Regions from separate parts of the Homo sapiens genome. Here region 2 is linked to region 1. A link is an interaction called in ENCODE POLR2A ChIA-PET data of the cell type or tissue named here. Cell type or tissue: PC-9. All regions are shown on one strand. Links, peaks and the distances in the headings refer to the core of each region. The heading gives the core; the rest is flanking DNA.

Region 1 (8,327 bases), core at 38-8,037:
GGAGGAACATGGGCCCGGAGGGCTTCCACAGGTGTCTCTGCAGTCTGCTAGGACAGGGGTAGGGTGGCTAGTGTTCTGTGTATGGTGGGGCAGGGACTGGGGGAAGGGAGCTAGCCTGACTAGAGAACCCCTGGGCCCCTGCAAATGCAGCAGGAAGGATTCCAGGCTAAGCGGGCTCCCCTCCCACTCCCCCAGGTGACCACGGACCTGTACCAGGTTCTAGCTGCCAAGGGCTACCAGCTGGAGTGTCGAGGGGTGGTCAAGGTGAAGGGCAAGGGGGAGATGACCACCTACTTCCTCAATGGGGGCCCCAGCAGTTAACAGGGCCCAGCCACAAATTCAGCTGAAGGGACCAAGGTGGGCATTGAGTGGACTCTGTGCTCACTGGGTGGAGCTGTGGCAGGGGGCACTGAGCCTCCAGACCCTGCTAACCACAAAAGGGAACATCCCAGCAGGCTGTGCTTGGATCATGCTCGTCTGCCCTCAAGCTGGAAAACAAGGGGCTACCTACCGAGAGGATTATGCAAGTGACTTTCTTTCTTACTTGGGGTAGGGCTGTTCCCTCTCCAATCTTCCAGCCTTTGGGAGCAGGGGAGGGGTCAGTAGCAGAAGCAGAGGGAGGCCTCTTGCCTGAGGGATTAAAATGGCAGCTTGCCATGCCTACCCTTCCCTGTCTGTCTGGGCAGCAGGTTCAGGGCTGAGCCCTTCTTTTCCCTCTTTTTTCCTGGGAATATTTTGTACAATATTTTGTACAAAGACAGGCATGAGGAGTGCCTATTCCATGCTTGCCTTTGCAATACCTGCATCCCCAGCACTGGTCCTGGGCACTTCCCCACCCCAGCCAGGTGTCCCTCCTATGCACAGAGCAGAGGAGGGAGAAGCTCTGGGGAGCCAGCTTTGGCCATATTTCAGGAGAATGTTTCCATGTGCCAAATCTTAGTCCCATGATCTGTCCCCAAAGGGGAACAAAGGGACCTCTGACAGCTTAGATTTAGCCCCAGTTCCTGCACGCTCCAGGGAACGGGGTGTCTGGCCTCACTGGTACTGTGAAAAATGCTCAGAGAGCAAGCCTGTGTGTGGGGATGTCAGGTCAGGAGCTGGAAGTTCACCTGCAGGTGCCAAAGAGCAGGCCGGCCAGGGCTGGGGCAGTGCCAGACTCTGATCTGAGGACCCCGTCGGGGTCCAGATCAGGTCACTCTGCCCCAGTGCTCTCTTGCTGTCTGCTGACAAGGGGGCATGGAGCATCTCTTCCTCTTCTGTTGCCAAATAGAAAAGGGTCAGGGCATGGAGAAAGGTGACCCTGATCCCAAACCTGCCCTCCCAAGTCTCTGGTGTTGGGGAGGGCCCGTGTGTTTGTGTAACTGTGTGTGCATGTTGGTCTTTGTGTGCATATCTGTTTTCCAGGTCTATGTGAGTCCTTGTGCTCCTGCTCCTCAGCTCTCCACCCCAGGTTGCCTCTCTCCTGTGGGCCTCTGTCTTCTGGGAATAAAGCAGGGTTTCCTACTTCAGGGGATGTAGAGAGATGCCCAGGTTGCACAGGAGTGGGATGGGGTGTGGTAGCAAAAGGAGGGAGAGGAGTCCTTTTTGTGCCAAATCCCTAAGTGCCGTTCGGGGGCCATGTGTGCAGCATGACTCTCCCTGTCTGTGGCAGGGACCCAAGCGCTTGCTTAAGCCCCAGTGCTCCATGCCAGCACTTGAACTGTCTGGGGTTTGATGGACAGAGGCTGAGGAATTTCCTGGCTTCCCCAGATAGTGTCCTGGGACATGGTATGCTTTGGGGCTGGGGTAGCATGGAATCCCTCTGAGGACCTGGATACTGGTACTACGGGGTGGGGAAGAGGAACCTTAAACTTGGCTTTCCCCAGCCTTCAGCCTGAGTCTAGCATGTTTCTAGCTCCCCAGTCCCTTGTGAAGCCTTGAGGGCTGGCAGAAGGGTTAGGAGGTTGAACTCTAGATTCCCTTCCTGTCTTTGCCTTCCTTTTACCCCTTTCCCTGCAACCTCCTTGACTCTGGCCTGAATTTGTTGGTGCCTCAGTTTCTCTGTCTGTACCTATTTAAGCCAAAGGCACTAGCCTGAATTTTGCTTGAAGATCACTTTGTCTTGGAAATGACTAGAGAGGCAGAGGAGAAGGGTTTCCAGAGTTGCTAGGTTTGGGAGTGGAAGGGGCAGGCAGTGCACTTGCCCCTCCTCATGCCCCTTCTGACACCAGCTCCCTGTGGAGGCCTGGTTTCTGGGTAATGCCTCCCTTGGGCATCTTCATGCATCAACCAAATGGGCCATCAGGTACTTCATTAGTCATGGCAGAAGGAGGGGAAAAGACTTGTTTTCCAGACAGAAAATCTACTCCCCTGTCCCCAGCCATATCCCTGGATAGGAAGGGATAGGAAGAGACTACTTGGTGCCATGGGGTAGGGGTGAGGGTATAAGTAGATCAGAGTGGGAAGACCTCAGCCTTGGGTGGCTTGTCTCTGCTTCTTGCCAGGTGGGAGGGCCTGTCCACACCCTGGATCCCCGTACCACAGTGCCAGCCATGCCCTTCCCCTGGGCTACCATTGTCCCTTTCCTCACCCAGTTGGTAGAGGAGTCAGGAGGTGGGAGGCCGTGGGCTTTGGTTTTATAATGTAACCACTGTGGGGGTGGGGGAGGATGGTGAACCATGTATTTCAGTGAAATATTTAATATATTTAAATATCAATAAAATCAAACTCTTTGTAAAATTCTCTGTTCTCTGTAGCTGTTCTGGGCCCTGGGTGGGTCAGAAGTGACAGAGCCTGGTGTAGGAGGCGACCTCCTGCCCCAGGGCTCCGTGGGCCTCTTGTCTGTGGTCAGAGGACTTCCTGTGGCTTTCTCCCTGCTAAGGAGAAGCTGCAGTATCTTCAGAGTGTGACTACTCAAGGCCTTTCAGCATCATGAGCTCCAGTGTGTGCCTTCCCAGATTTGTGTGTGACCCCTGCCATGCATGAAGCCGGCGGTTCTTTCCAGTGCCTTGGCCCCTCACAGACCTCTCACTCCAAGGTCTGGCTTATTCAGGAATCTCCCACACAGCAGCTCTCACAACAATCTGGACACTGGAATCACTCCCATCCTGACCCCACAGCTCCCCCCGTGCACACAAGCAACTTTTAGTCCAGTCTGTTTACTGTGCTTTCTCCATCTCCTCCTCCCATTAGTCAGCCATCGGAACTGGGAAACCTCCTTCTTTCCCCCTCTGCACTCTTGCCACAATTCATCTTGTCTTTCTGCAGCCATATCTTCTTAATACAGACTGAAGGTCCTGTCATTGAGAATAGAGTGATCCATAAACCTGGAAAGAAGAGATTCAGAGAGAGATTCAGCCAGGCCAGGCTGGAGAGCAGGAGATCCTTAAAAATAGCTCCCAAGAGGCTGGGCGCGGTGGCTCACGCCTGTAATCCCAGCACTTTGGGAGGCCCTGGCGGGTGGATCACAAGGTTAGGAGTTCAAGACCAGCCTGGCCAAGATGGTGAAACCTCGTCTCTACTAAAAATACAAAAATTAGCCGGTCACGGTGGCGGGTGCCTGTAATCCCAGCTACTCGGGAGCTAATGCAGGAGAATTGCTTGAACCTGGGTGGCAGAGGCTACTGCCAATGGATGGTGATTTGAGGGGTGGAGAGGTAGCGACGAAGGCAGCATTGGGCTGCCACAGGATTACTATGGACACTTGTTTTGCACTAGCTCAGAAGTCACACCCACAAAGAGGAACACAAAGACACAGACAAATCTCTAACTCCTTTGAATGTCATCACGGCCCAAATTCTGGGGCCAGTTTTCTCTGGTAAGACTCAAATCTCTCCTAATTCCCTAACTGACCGGAGATGAAATAATCTCTAAGAATTAAAGTGAAGGGAAGGAGTACTTCCCTTGACCTCCCCACCCTTACCCCTCCCAGCCTAACCTGGTCATCGCGCTTTTTATGAGACAATGGCGTGGGCTCCGGATCCATGGCATGGTTTCCTCTGGACGCACTCCTGGATCATGGGACCACCAGAAGCTGAAGTTCTGAGCATCAGTCAAGGGGATTCTGAAGACCTGATTGGGAACTGAATGGGTGGGGGGAAGGGCAGGTTATCTAATTCCTTCAAGTTCTCTGCTCACTGTTCTGCCTCAGGGCAGCAATAGCCCAGCCCAGCCCAGCAACTGCTTGGCCGGACCAGGTGCTGAGAGGTCCTGGGAGTGTGGTCACCACACCCTGCTTCACTTCCGGATTCTAGCATCTCACACCCTTCATGGTCAAATGAATCAGTCTTGGTTCTTCCTGCTGCTAGTAAGCCCATCTCCAAGAGAGCTTTCCCCAAGTGCTAAGATGGTAGAAAAACAAGTGGTCAACCCACTTGGGAAATGTGTAAGATGGGGTCCACTGATCTATTATTTTTCTTTCTTCTTGGCTTAATCATCCTCATTCTCTTCCCTCCTCTTGGAAAAAATGGCTTCCTTTGCTCACTCCAAGTAATTCTCTGAAACCTAACTAATACCACCTCACATTTAGATGCTATTAATAGATGTAATTTATCTAGTGCCTATTATGTTCTAAATGTGGTATTAAATATTCTTAAATTTTTGTAATAATATCAGACTTTGATGCTGTTTGAAAAAGTACTTTTGGGCTGGGCACGGTGGCTCACGCCTGTAATTCCAGCACTTTGGGAGGCCGAGGCAGGCAGATCACCTGAGGTCGGGAGTTCGAGACCAGCCTGACCAACATGGAGAAACCCCGTCTCTACTAAAAAAAAAAATACAAAAATTAGCCGGGCGTGGTGGTGCATGCCTGTAATCCCAGCTACTCAGGAGGCTGAGGCAGGAGAATCACTTGAACCCAGGAGGCAGAGGTTGCGGTGAGCCAAGATTGTGCCACTGCACTCCAGCTGGGGCAATAAGAGGGAAACTCCATCTCAAAAAAAAAAAAAAGTACTTTTGGCCGAGTGAGGTGGCTCATGCCTGTAATCCCGGCACTTTTAGAGGCCGAGGCAGGTGGATTACTTGAGGTCAGAAGTTTGAGACCAGCCTGGCCAACATGGTGAAACCCATCTCTACTAAAAATACAAAAATTAGCAGGGCATCGTGGGGGGTGCCTGTAATCGCAGCTACTCAGTAGGATGAGGCAGGAGAATTGCTTGAACCCGAGAGATGGAGGTTGCAGTGAGCTGAGATCGTGCCACTGCACTCCAGCCAGGGCGACAGAGCGAGACTGTCTCAAAAAAAAAAAAAAAAAGTACTTTTACTATTTATTTGGATAAGTCTAATTCTACCAGTATAAAATTTGTATATTTTTAAAACTTAGAATTATAGCCTAATATTCTGGATTGCTATATAGTGTTTATAATAATTTTTTTAAAATCCCTAATAATTCATTGAGTAGATGTTACATTTTTGGCTTATTTTTCTATTAATTAATAATAAGCTATTAAAAAGTTTTGCTATTAGAGGCTGGGTGCAGTGGCTCACACCTGTAATCCCAGCACTTTAAGAGGCAGATGGATCACTCCAGCCCAGGACTTCCAGAACCAGCCCAGGCAACATGTTGAAACCCCATTTCTACAAAAAATACAAAAATTAGCCCAGTGTGATGGTGCACGCCTGTAGTACCAGCTGCTCAGGAAGCTGAGGTGGGAAGGATCGTTTGAGCCTGGGAGGTTGTTGAGGCTGCAGTGAGCCATGATTGTGCCACTGCACTCCAGCCTGGGCAACAGAGCAAGATTCTGTCTCGAATAGATAAAAATGGAAAAATGTTAAAGTTTTGCTATTAGAAATAACTTACTACCCCTCTTTCCACATGTGCCTGTTTTGATTTCTGAAAGTATTTTAGGTTTTAAACTTTAATTTTGTTATAATTATAGGTTCACATACAGTTGTAATGAATAATACGGGGAAACCAGGTGCAGTGGCTCATGCCTGTAATCCCAGCACTTTGGGAGGATCACTTGAGCCCAGGAGTTCAAGACCAGCCTGGGCAACATAGCAAGACCCTGTCTCTATTAAAAACAAAAACAAAAACAGGGAAATCATGTGTACCTTTTACTCTTCCCCACAATGGTTACAGCTTACAAAACTATGGGACACTACCACAACATGATATTAATATATTGAATATATTGATACAGAACAGTTCCATCACCACCCATCCTGGAGCTGGCATTTTATAGCCACCCTCCCCCACTGCCCCGCTTTGGAAATCAGTGATCTGTTCTTCATTTCTGTAATCTTGTCATTTTAAGAATGTTATAAGAGCCGGATGCAGTGGCTCACGCCCGTAATTCCAGCACTTTGGGAGGCCGAGGCAGGTGGATCACCTGAGGTCAGGAGTTCAAGACCAGCCTGACCAATATGGTGAAACCTCGTCTCTACTAAAAATACAAAAATTAGCCAGGCATGGTGGCGGGTGCCTGTAATCCCAGCTACTTAGGAGGCTGAGACAGGAGAATCGCTTGAACCTGGGAGGCAGAGGTTGCAGTGAGCCGAGATCGCACCATTGCACTCCAGCCTGGGCGACAGAGCAAGATTCCGTCTCAAAAAAAAAAAAAAAAAAAAAAAAAAAAAGCTGGGCGGGGTGGCTCACGCCTGTAATCCCAGCACTTTGGGAGGCCGAGGTGGGCGGATCATGAGGTCAGGAGATCGAGACCATTCTAGCTAACACGGTGAAACCCTGTCTCTACTAAAAATACAAAAAATTAGCCGGGCATGGTGGCAGGCGCCTGTAGTCCCAGCTACTCGGGAGGCTGAGGCAGGAGAATGGCATGAACCCGGGAGGCAGAGCTTGTGGTGAGCCGAGATCGCGCCACTGCACTCCAGCCTGGGAGACAGAGTGAGAGAGACTCCGTCTCAAAAAAAAAAAAAAAAAAAAAAAAAGAATGTTATAAGAGTGTTATATAAGAATGTCATATAAGAGTATTATAAGGCCTGGCATGGTGGCTCACACCTGTAATTCCAGCACTTTGTGGGGCTGAGGCAGGAGGATCGCTGTGTGGGAGATAGCCAGACCTTGTCTCTATTAAAAAAAAAAAAAAAGAGCTGGGCATAGTGGCACATGCCTGTAGTCTCAGCTACTCAGGAGGCTGAGGTGGAAAGATCACTTGAGCCAGGAATTTGAGACTGTAGTGAGCTATAATTGCACCATTGTACTCAGCCTGGGCAACAGAGTGAGACCCTATCTAAAAAAAAAAAAAAAAAAAAAAAAGAATGTTATATAAATGGCATCATACGCTATGTGATGTTTATTTTTATTTGTATTTTTTATCAGCTTACATCATGCTTTGATGTCCTACATGCTTTTTTTTTTTTTTTAAAGACAGGGTCTTGCTCTGTTGCCCAGGCTGGAGTGCAGTAGCACTATCACAGCTCATGGCAGCCTTGACCTGCCAGGCTTAAGTGATTCTCCCACCTGAGCCTCCTGAATAGCTGGGACTGCAGGCGAGCACCACCATGCCCTGCGATTTTTTTTTTTTTTTTTTGGAGTCTCGCTGTGTCCCCCAGGCTGGAGTGCAATGGTGCCATCTCAGCTCACTGCAACCTCTGCCTCCTGGGTTCAAGCGATTCTCCTGCCTCAGCCTATCAAGTATCTGGGATTACAGGCGCCTGCCACTATGCCCGGCTAACATTTTTTTGTATTTTTAGTTGAGATGGGGTTTCGCCATGTTGGACAGGCTGGTCTCGAACTCCTGACCTCAAGTGATCCGCCCGCCTCGTCTTCCTAAAGTGCTGGGATTACAGGCATGAGCCACTGTGCCCAGGTGTATGTTTTATAGATGGGATTTCACCATGTTGCCCAGGCTGGCTACATGCTTTTTAAAATGTACATGTTCTCTCTTGACAATAGTGCTAAAAAGTATTATTCCCATTTCCAGATGGTTCAGAGAGGTTGTGGTTAAAGGAACTTGCCTAAAGTCACAGAATTCGTTTGCAGTTTAAACCCAGTTCAATAAAATGCCAAAGCTTGTGCTTACTATTCCTCAAAGGGATAATGCATGATAATATACAATATACTTTTTTCTCCCAATAATTTTGAAAGATTAGTAAAACAATAGCTCAGGCATTTTCTCTCCCCAACATCCTGCCTTTAAACCAATGAGGGGCCCTAAGTGGCGGCTCACGCCTGTAATCCCAGCACTTTGGGAGGCCGAGGGAGATGGATCACCTGAGATCAGGAGTTCGAGACCAGCCTGGCCAACATGGTGAAACCCTGTCTCTACTAAAAATACAAAAATTAGCCAGGGGTGGTGGTGCACTCCTGTAGTCCCACCTACTCAGGAGGCTGAGGCACAAGAATCACTTGAACAAGGGAGGCGGAGGTTGCAGTGGGCCAAGATCGTAGC
Region 2 (8,327 bases), core at 186-8,185, 380 kb before region 1:
TAGTAGAGACAGGGTTTCACTATGTTGGCTAGGCTGGTCTTGAGCTCCTGACCTCAGGTGATCCACCCACCTCAGCCTCCCAAAGTGCTGGGATTACAGGCGTGACCCACCACGCCCGGACTGTTTCACTTTCTTATCATTCATGTGTTCACTGGAGTAGCACTTTTAATTTCCTTTGAGAACTTTTCCTTTGCATTCACAATTTGGCTGTTTAGCACAAGAGGATTAGCTGTTAGCCTCTCTCAGAGACCACTGTAGGGTTATTAATTGGTCTGATTTCAATGTTGTTGTGTCTAATTTAACAGGGAGGCATAAGAAGAGGGAGACAGGAAATGGCTGGTCAGTAGAACAATCACAACACACACATTTATATATTAAGGTCACTGTCACGTGATCTTATGTTTGTGGCACTCCAAAACCATTACAATAGTAACATCAAAGATTACTAATCACAGATCACCATAACAAATACAATAATAATAAAAAAGCTTTTTTTTTTTTTTTTTTTTGAGATGTCGCTTTGTCTCCCAGGCTGGAGTGCAATGGCACGATCTCGGCTCACCACAACCTCCGCCTTCTGGGTTCAAGCGATTCTCCTGCCTCAGACTCCCAAGTAGCTGGGATTACAGGCGTGTGTCACCACACCCAGCTAATTTTGTATTTTTGGTAGAGATGGGGTTTCGCCATGTTGGCTAGGCTGGTCTTGAGCTCCTGACTTCAGGAGATCCGCCTGCCTTGGCCTCCCAAAGTGCTAGGATTACAGGTGTGAGCCACTACACCCAGCCTGTAATGAAAAATTTTTATATATTATGAAAATTACCAAAATGTGACACAGAGACATGAAGTGAGCAAATGCTGTTGGAAAAATGGTGCTAACAGACTTGCTTGATGCAGGGTTGCCATAAACCTTCAATACGTTTTAAAAAAAAAAAAGAAAGAGAAAACTCTCATCATCTGTGAAGTTCAGTAAAGTGGGCCAGACACAGTGGCTCACACCTGTAATCCCAGCTACTTGGGAGGCTGAGGCAGGATAATCCTTGAACCAGGGAGGCGGAGGTTGCGGTGAGCCAAGATTGCGTCATTGCACTCCAGCCTGGGCAACAAGAGCGAAACTCTGTCTCAAAAAAAATAAAAAGGGCCGGGCACGGTGGCTTAAGCCTGTAATCCCAGCACTTTGGGAGGCCGAGGCAGGCCGATCACTTGAGGTCAGAAGTTCGAGACCAGCCTGGCCAACGTGGTGAAACACTGTCTCTACCAAAAATACAAAAATTAGCCGGGCGTGGTGGCAAGTGCCTGTAGTCCCAGCTACTTGGGAGGCTGAGGCAGGAGAAGAGATTGAACCCAGGAGGCAGAGGTTGCAGTGAGCCGAGATCACACGACTGTACTCCAGCCTGGGCAACAAGAGCGAAACTGTCTCAAAAGAAAAACAAAACAAAACAAAACAAGTTCAGTAAAGTGAAGTGCAATAAAGTAAGGTATGTCTGTGTATCTTTTTACCTCTTCAATGTTTGAACCATGGGAACTTTACCTATTCAAAAAATATGTGTAAAGTTTTGCTTTCAAGTCTACTGCTTTTATTAATTACATGTTTTTTGTTTGTTTGTTTCTTTTTTTGAGACAGAGTCTTACTCTGTTGCCCAGGCTGGAATGCAGTGGCACGATCTTGGCTCACTGCAACCTCCACCTCCCAGGTTCAAGCAATTCTCCTGCCTCAGCCTCCCAAGTAGCTGGGACTAAAGGCACATGCCACTACGCCTGGCTAATTTTTTGTATTTCAGTAGAGATGGGGTTTCACCGTGTTGCCCAGGCTGGTCTCAAACTCCTGAGCTCAGGCAATCCACCGCCTCAGTCTCCCAAAGTGCTAGGATTACAGGCGTGAGCCACCATGCCTGGCCAGCAATTACATGTTTGTATATATTTTTATTTATTTTATTTATTTATTTATTTATTTTTGAGACAGAGTCTCGCTCTGTCACCCAGGCTGTAGTGCAGTGGCGTGATCTTGGCTCACTGCAAGCTCCACCTCCTGGGTTCACATCATTCTCCTGCCTCAGCCTTCTGAGTAGCTGGGACTACAGGCGCCTGCCACCACGCCCGGCTAATTTTTTTTTTTTTCTTTAGTAGAGAGGGGGTTTCACCGTGTTAGCCAAGATGGTCTCGATCTCCTCACCTCGTGATCTGCCCGCCTCGGCCTCCCAAAGTGCTGGGATTACAGGCATGAGCCACTGTGCCCGGCTACATGTTTTTATAAATCCATTCAGTCAACTGTCTTCTTAGTGACTCTACAGTATCTTCTTCTATTTCACAAATGGTGACACAATGGCTTTAGCAAAATATAAATCCTGGTTAAACCCAATTCACTATCAGGTTTATACCTTCTCCTGAGCAGGTAAACCTGACTAGGGAAAAATACAACCCAGATGACTGATCTCATTTTATATTTACAACCACAGATGTCTGAATGACCTACTACCTCTCCCTACTTAATTTACTCTACCATTCAGAGATAACTATTTCACAAATTCTCTCTCCACAAACTTCCCACATTTCACACATTCTCTCTCCACAAACCTCCCACACTCCTTCCCCAATCCTTACATTTAGCTAATGATCTCCCCATCCCTGTTTCACTGAAGAAGAAAAAAAAAAAGAAAAACATCAGAAGACAAAACTTACACAGTCCCACTACCACATCAGTTATGACTTACAATCAGCTGTAAATAACAGACACAAACACACACTCAACAAAAGAAAAAGAAAAATAGGAAAAAAGATCAGTGTGGCTTAAACAAATTGCTTCATTTTCTCCCATAATGAGACGTCCAGGGGGAGGCAATGCAGGGCTTGACAGCTCCATGTTGTCATCAGGCACCTAGACTCTATCTTCCTCCATCCTTAGCATATCATATGGCATAAGGTTGCTTTATTATCGTAAGAAGATTACTAGAACTCCACAGGACCCCAGCCATCTTGTCCATGTTCTAGGCAAAAAAAAAAAAAAAAAAAAAAAAGAAAAAGAAAGGGCCAATGACACTAGCTCAATCTTATCAATCCTGTTTTAGAAACTTTATCAGCAGCCCCACCAAACAACTTCCACTAACATTTCACCAGAACTTAGTCACATGGACCCCATCAGTTGGAACAGAAGCTGGGCACCCTGTTCCCAAAGAAATCAGGGTTCTGTTACTAAGGAAAAGAGGGAGAATTAGGAAAGATTACCTATTTTGTTCTTCTTTTTTAAAGATGAGGTTTAGCGGCTGGGCACGATAGGTCACATCTGTAATCCCAGCACTTTCGGATGCTGAGGCGGGCAGATCACGTGATGTCGGGAGGTCGAGACCAGCCCGACCAACATGGAGAAACCCTGTCTCTACTAAAAATACAAAATTAGCCAGGTGTGGTGGCACATGCCTGTAATCCCAGCTACTCGGGAGGCTGAAGCAGGAGAATCGCTTCAACCCGGGAGGTAGAGGTTGCGGTGAGCCGAGATCACGCCATTGCACTCCAGCCTAGGCAACAAGAGCGAAACTCCGTCTCAAAAAAAAAAAAAAAAAAAAAGGATGAGGTTTTGCTATGTTGCCCAGACTGGACTCAAACTCCTGGGCCCAAAGGATCCTCCTGCCTTAGCCTCCCGAGTAGCTGAAAGGCACCACTGTATGCCACCATCCCTGGCTGAAATTACCCATTTTCTAGTTCACTGCAGTAGAGGAGAAAAACAGAAATAATCAGAAGAGAAATTCCACAGATTCCACCACTAAATCTAACTGCCAACCGATTAATCGCTCCTCGAATTCTGGCTTCCTCCTGTGTGTCAGCAGGTGAATACTGTGCTCCTTTCCAAGGTGAACCCCTCCATGGTGCACTGGGTGCCTTTCCATTTCACTACTCTAAAGCTTTGCTCCTTTTCCCCACAACATGGATTTTACCTTTTGTTTTTTTTTTCTCATTAGCAAACAAATATTCTAAAATAGCTCCCACCTTAGAAACAAAAACAAAAAGAAAACCCCGCCTTTTATTGAACATCCCTATCCAGCTCTCCTGGTTATTACTCTTCTTTCTAACCCCTTAAAGCAAAAATCCTCAAAAAAGTTTTTAAATTCTCCTTCCTCCACTTCCTTGTCATGAATCATCTCTTGAACTTACACCAATAAGGCCTTAATTCATCCTTACTGCTCCACTGAAGCCACTCTTGCCCAGGTCACCAGTGAAATCTAACAGCTGATTCTCAGACCCCATGTTACCCAGCCTCCCAGAAAGCACAGTTCAAAAAGCAGAGTTATCACCTGCTCCTGCTTGAAACACTTTCTTCATTTGGTTTCCAGAATACTAAACTCTTCATTATTTTCTTTCTTCTATTTTTTTGGAAACACGGTCTTGCTCTGTTACCCAGGCTGGAATGCAGTGGCGCGATCACAACTTACTGCAGCCTTCACCTCGTGGGCTCCTATGTCAGCCTCCCAAGTAATCGGTACTACAGGTGCACACCACCACGCCTGGCTAATTTTTGTATTTGTTGTAAAGAAGGGATCTCCCTGTGTTGCCAGAGCTGGTCTCTAACTCCTGGGCTCAAGCAATCCTCCCACCTTGGCCTCCCCAAGTGCTGGTATTATAGGTGTGAACCACTGCACCCAGGCCATTATTAACTTCCAACATCACTGTCTGCTCCTTTTACTTTACACTACTAGATCCTGTTCCTAATTTTTATAAGTTAGAGTGCTCTGGGGTTCAGTCCTTGGACCTCTTCCTTTTTTTTTTTTTTTTTTCAGACAGTCTCGCTCTGTTGCCCAGGCTGGAGTGCAATGGCACAATCTCAGCTCACCACAACCTCCGCCTCCCGGGTTCAAGCGATTCTCCTGCCTCAGCCTCCCAAGTAGCTGGGACTATAGGCGCATGCCACCATGCCCAGCTAAATTTTGTAATTTTAGTAGAGACGGGGTTTCACTATGTTGGCCAGGCTTGTCTCGAACTCCTGACTTTGTGATCCGCCCGCCTGGTCTTCCCAAAGTGCTGGGATTACAGGCATGAGCCACTGCGCCCGGTTGGATCTCCCCCGTTCCCCAGGTGATCTTATCCACTTTCTATACTGATGACTTCTAAATTTATCTCCAACACGACCTCCCCTCTGCACTTTTTAACCAACTATTACTGCCTAATCAACATCTCTACTTATATTTAACCCACTGCATCTCAAACTTAACATGTCCAAAACTGAACTTTTGATTCTTTCCATTTCTCTACACCTGTTCCTCCTTTAGTATTCCCCAGTGTTGCTCAGACCAAAAATCTAGGGGTCATGACTGACTCCTCTCTTTCTTTCTCACAGCCAACTTCTTAATAAATCCTGTCAGTTCTGTCTTCAAAATATACTCAGAAGGCTGGGCGTGGTGGCTCAAGCCTATAATCCCAGCACTTTGGGAGGCCAAGGCAGGCAGATCACGAAGTCAGGAGATCAAGACTATCCTGGCTAACACGGTGAAACCCCACATCTACTTAAAAAAAAAAAAAAAAAAAATTAGCCGGGCGTGGTGGCACACGCCTGTAGTCCCAGCTACTTGGGAGGCTGAGGCAGGAGAATCACTTGAACCTGGGAGGCAGAGATTGCAGTGAGCCGAGATCACACCACTGCACTCCAGCCTGGGTGACAGAGCAAGACTCCATCTCAAAAACAAAACAAAACAAAACAAAACAACTCACATTTCCACCACTTCTTACCACCTCAACAATATCACCTTGATTCAAGCCACTATCATCTCTTATTTGCATTACTGCCCATTCCCTTCTAGTTCATCTTCCTTCTTCCACTCTTAACCTCCTGTGGTTTACTCTCACAAAAGCCAGAGCAATGCTCTTAAAACCTAAAATAGAACATGTCACACCTTTGCTCAAAACTATCTAATAGCTTCTCATTATTTTTAGAATAAAACACAAAATCTCTCCATGCCTAATAACACTATTACATGAGCTAGACCCTGGCTACCTCTCCAATCTCATTTCATAACGCTCTCCCCCTCACTCACTACTCTGCTCTGGCCTCATTGACCTTCTTGTTACTGCTTTGAAAAGATATACACATCCAGTTTCCAGACCAGCAGAAAAGAAGCTCGGAAGTCACCACTCCATGATAACAACAAGTAAAAGCTGAACAAACTAAAAAATCAACAGCTCCTTTTTTTTTTTTTTAACTGCTCCATGCAGAGCAGGGCTAAGTCATAGGCAGTGCATCTAGAGCTGCCAACAACTCTTTATAGATCTGTAGGAGAAACTAGATAAAAAAAGTAAAGGAGGCCGGGCGCGGTGGCTCACGCCTGTAATCCCAGCACTTTGGGAGGCCGAGGCGGGTGGATCACAAGGTCAGGAGATCGAGACCATCCTGGCTAATACGGTGAAACCCCGTCTCTATTAAAAATACAAAAAAATTAGCCAGGCATGGTGGCGGGCACCTGTAGTCCCAGCTACTTGGGAGGCTGAGGCAGGAGAATGCCGTGAACCTAGGAGGCAGAGCTTGCAGTGAGCCGAGATTGTGCCACTGCACTCCAGCCTGGGCGACAGAGCGAGACTCTGTCTCAAAAAAAAAAAAAAAAAAGTAAAGGAGGCTGAGCATAGTGGTTCATGTCTATAATCCCAGGCCTTTGGGAGGCCAAAGTGGGAGGATGACTAGATGCTAAGAGTTCAAGCCCAGCCTGGGCAACATGGCAAGACCTCATCTCTACAAAATTAAAATTAAACTTTTTTTTTTTAAAGTGAAGGAGCTGGGCAAGGTGGCACACCTATAGTTCCAGTTACTTTACAGGCTGAGGCAGGAGGATCCCTTGAGCCCAGGAGTTCAAGGCTGCAGTATATGATTATCACATCTGTGAATAGCCACTGCACGCCAATCTGGGCAACATAGCGAGGCTTCATCTCTACAAAAAAGTAATAAAAAAGAAATAAAAGGCTGGGTGTGGTGGCTCATGCCTGTAATCCCAGCACTTTAGTAGGCTGAGGCAGGTGGATCACTTGAGGTCAGGAGTTCAGGACCAGCCTGGCCCACATGTTAAAACCGCATCTCTATCAAAAAATACAAAAATTGGCTGGGTGTGGTGGCGTATGCTGTAGCCCCAGCTACGCGGGAGGCTGAGGCAGGAGCGTTACTTGAACCTGGGAGGAGGAGGTTGCAGTGAGCCAAGATCACACCACTGCACTCCAGCCTGGGTGACAGAGCGAGACTCCGTCTCAAAACAACAGAAAAAGAAATAAAAGAGAGGACATAATTACAGATTCCATGAACATTAAAGGGAAAATAAAGGAAAACTCTATGTGCACAGATTTGATAACCTAGATGAAATAGACAAATTCCTTGAAAGACACAATCTGCCAAATTCACATAAGAAGAAAGACAATTTGAACAGCTCTATATCTATTAAAGAACTGAATCGGCTGGGCGCGGTGGCTCATGCCTGTAATCCCAGCACTTTGGGAGGCTGAGGTGGGCAGATCATGAGGTCAGGAGATCGAGACCATCCTGGCTAACACGGTGAAACCCCATCTCTACTAAATATACAAAAAATTAGCTGGGCATGGTGGCACGCACCTGTAGTCCCAGCTACTCGGGTGGCTGAGGCAGGAGAATTGCTTGAACCCAGGAGGCAGAGGTTGCAGTGAGCTGAGATCGCGCCACTGCACTCCAGCCTGGGTGACAGAGCGAGACTCCGTCTCAAATAATAATAATAATAATTGAATCAATAATTAATAACCTTCCCAAACAGAAAGCACCAGGCCCAGATGGGTTAACTGATGAATTCTACCAAACATTTATTTATTTATTTTGAGATGGAGTCTTGCTCTGTTCCCCAGCCCGGAGTGCAGTGGTGCAATCTTGGCTCACTGCAACCTCTGCCTTCTGGGTTCAAGTGATTCTCCTGCCTCAACCTCCTGAGTAGCTGGGATTACAGGCGTATGCCACCATGCCTAGCTAATTTGAATTCTACCAAACTTTTAGGGGAAACATTATCCCAATTTTATACCATCTCTTTAAGAAGAAAGAAGCAGAGGGATTATTCCCTAACTCATTCTATGAGATCAGTGTTACCGTAATACCAAAACCAGACAGATACTACAAAAAAAAAAAAAAGAAAAAAGAAAACTACAGACCAATATTTGCATGGACATAGATGCAAAAATCCTTAATTAAATATCAGAAAATCAAATCCAACACTGGATAAAAAGAATTATATACCAAGACCAAGTGGAATTTATCCCAGGTATACAAGGCTGGTTCAACATTTGAAAATGAATAAGGCCAGGAGCAGTGGCGCATACCTATAATCCCAGCATGTTGGGAGGCTGAA

The links. ChIA-PET counts read pairs that join two places held together with the same protein. Peaks named below come from ENCODE experiments on the same cell type or tissue, not always from the same donor. Only the 100,000 strongest peaks of a DNase experiment are listed, where the experiment ranks them.
Region 2: POLR2A ChIA-PET joins it to region 1 with 9 read pairs; 2 of 35 experiments call an interaction of 5 or more read pairs at or near these places.

What each region holds. Positions count from the first base shown.
Region 1 is chr12:48,760,585-48,768,911 of GRCh38, reverse strand. It overlaps SPMIP11 (sperm microtubule inner protein 11), which reads right to left. Exons shown (of 4, transcript NM_001351123.2): 3 at 3,917-4,061; 4 at 3,122-3,305. The coding sequence ends at 3,257. It overlaps ADCY6 (adenylate cyclase 6), which reads left to right. Exons shown (of 22, transcript NM_015270.5): 22 at 196-2,718. The coding sequence ends at 321. Among named protein-coding and RNA genes, the nearest start is that of MIR4701, 7.3 kb to the left of the region's middle. RefSeq lists enhancers at 226-806, 807-1,386, 2,767-2,866. In PC-9, for the core only: no CTCF peak of the experiment used is centred there; a DNase peak (open chromatin) is centred at 4,201; H3K27ac peaks cover 1,216 bases.
Region 2 is chr12:49,142,317-49,150,643 of GRCh38, reverse strand. It overlaps TUBA1B-AS1 (TUBA1B antisense RNA 1), which reads right to left. Exons shown (of 2, transcript NR_183484.1): 2 at 2,781-2,981. Among named protein-coding and RNA genes, the nearest start is that of TUBA1B-AS1, 15 kb to the right of the region's middle. In PC-9, for the core only: no CTCF peak of the experiment used is centred there; no DNase peak of the experiment used is centred there.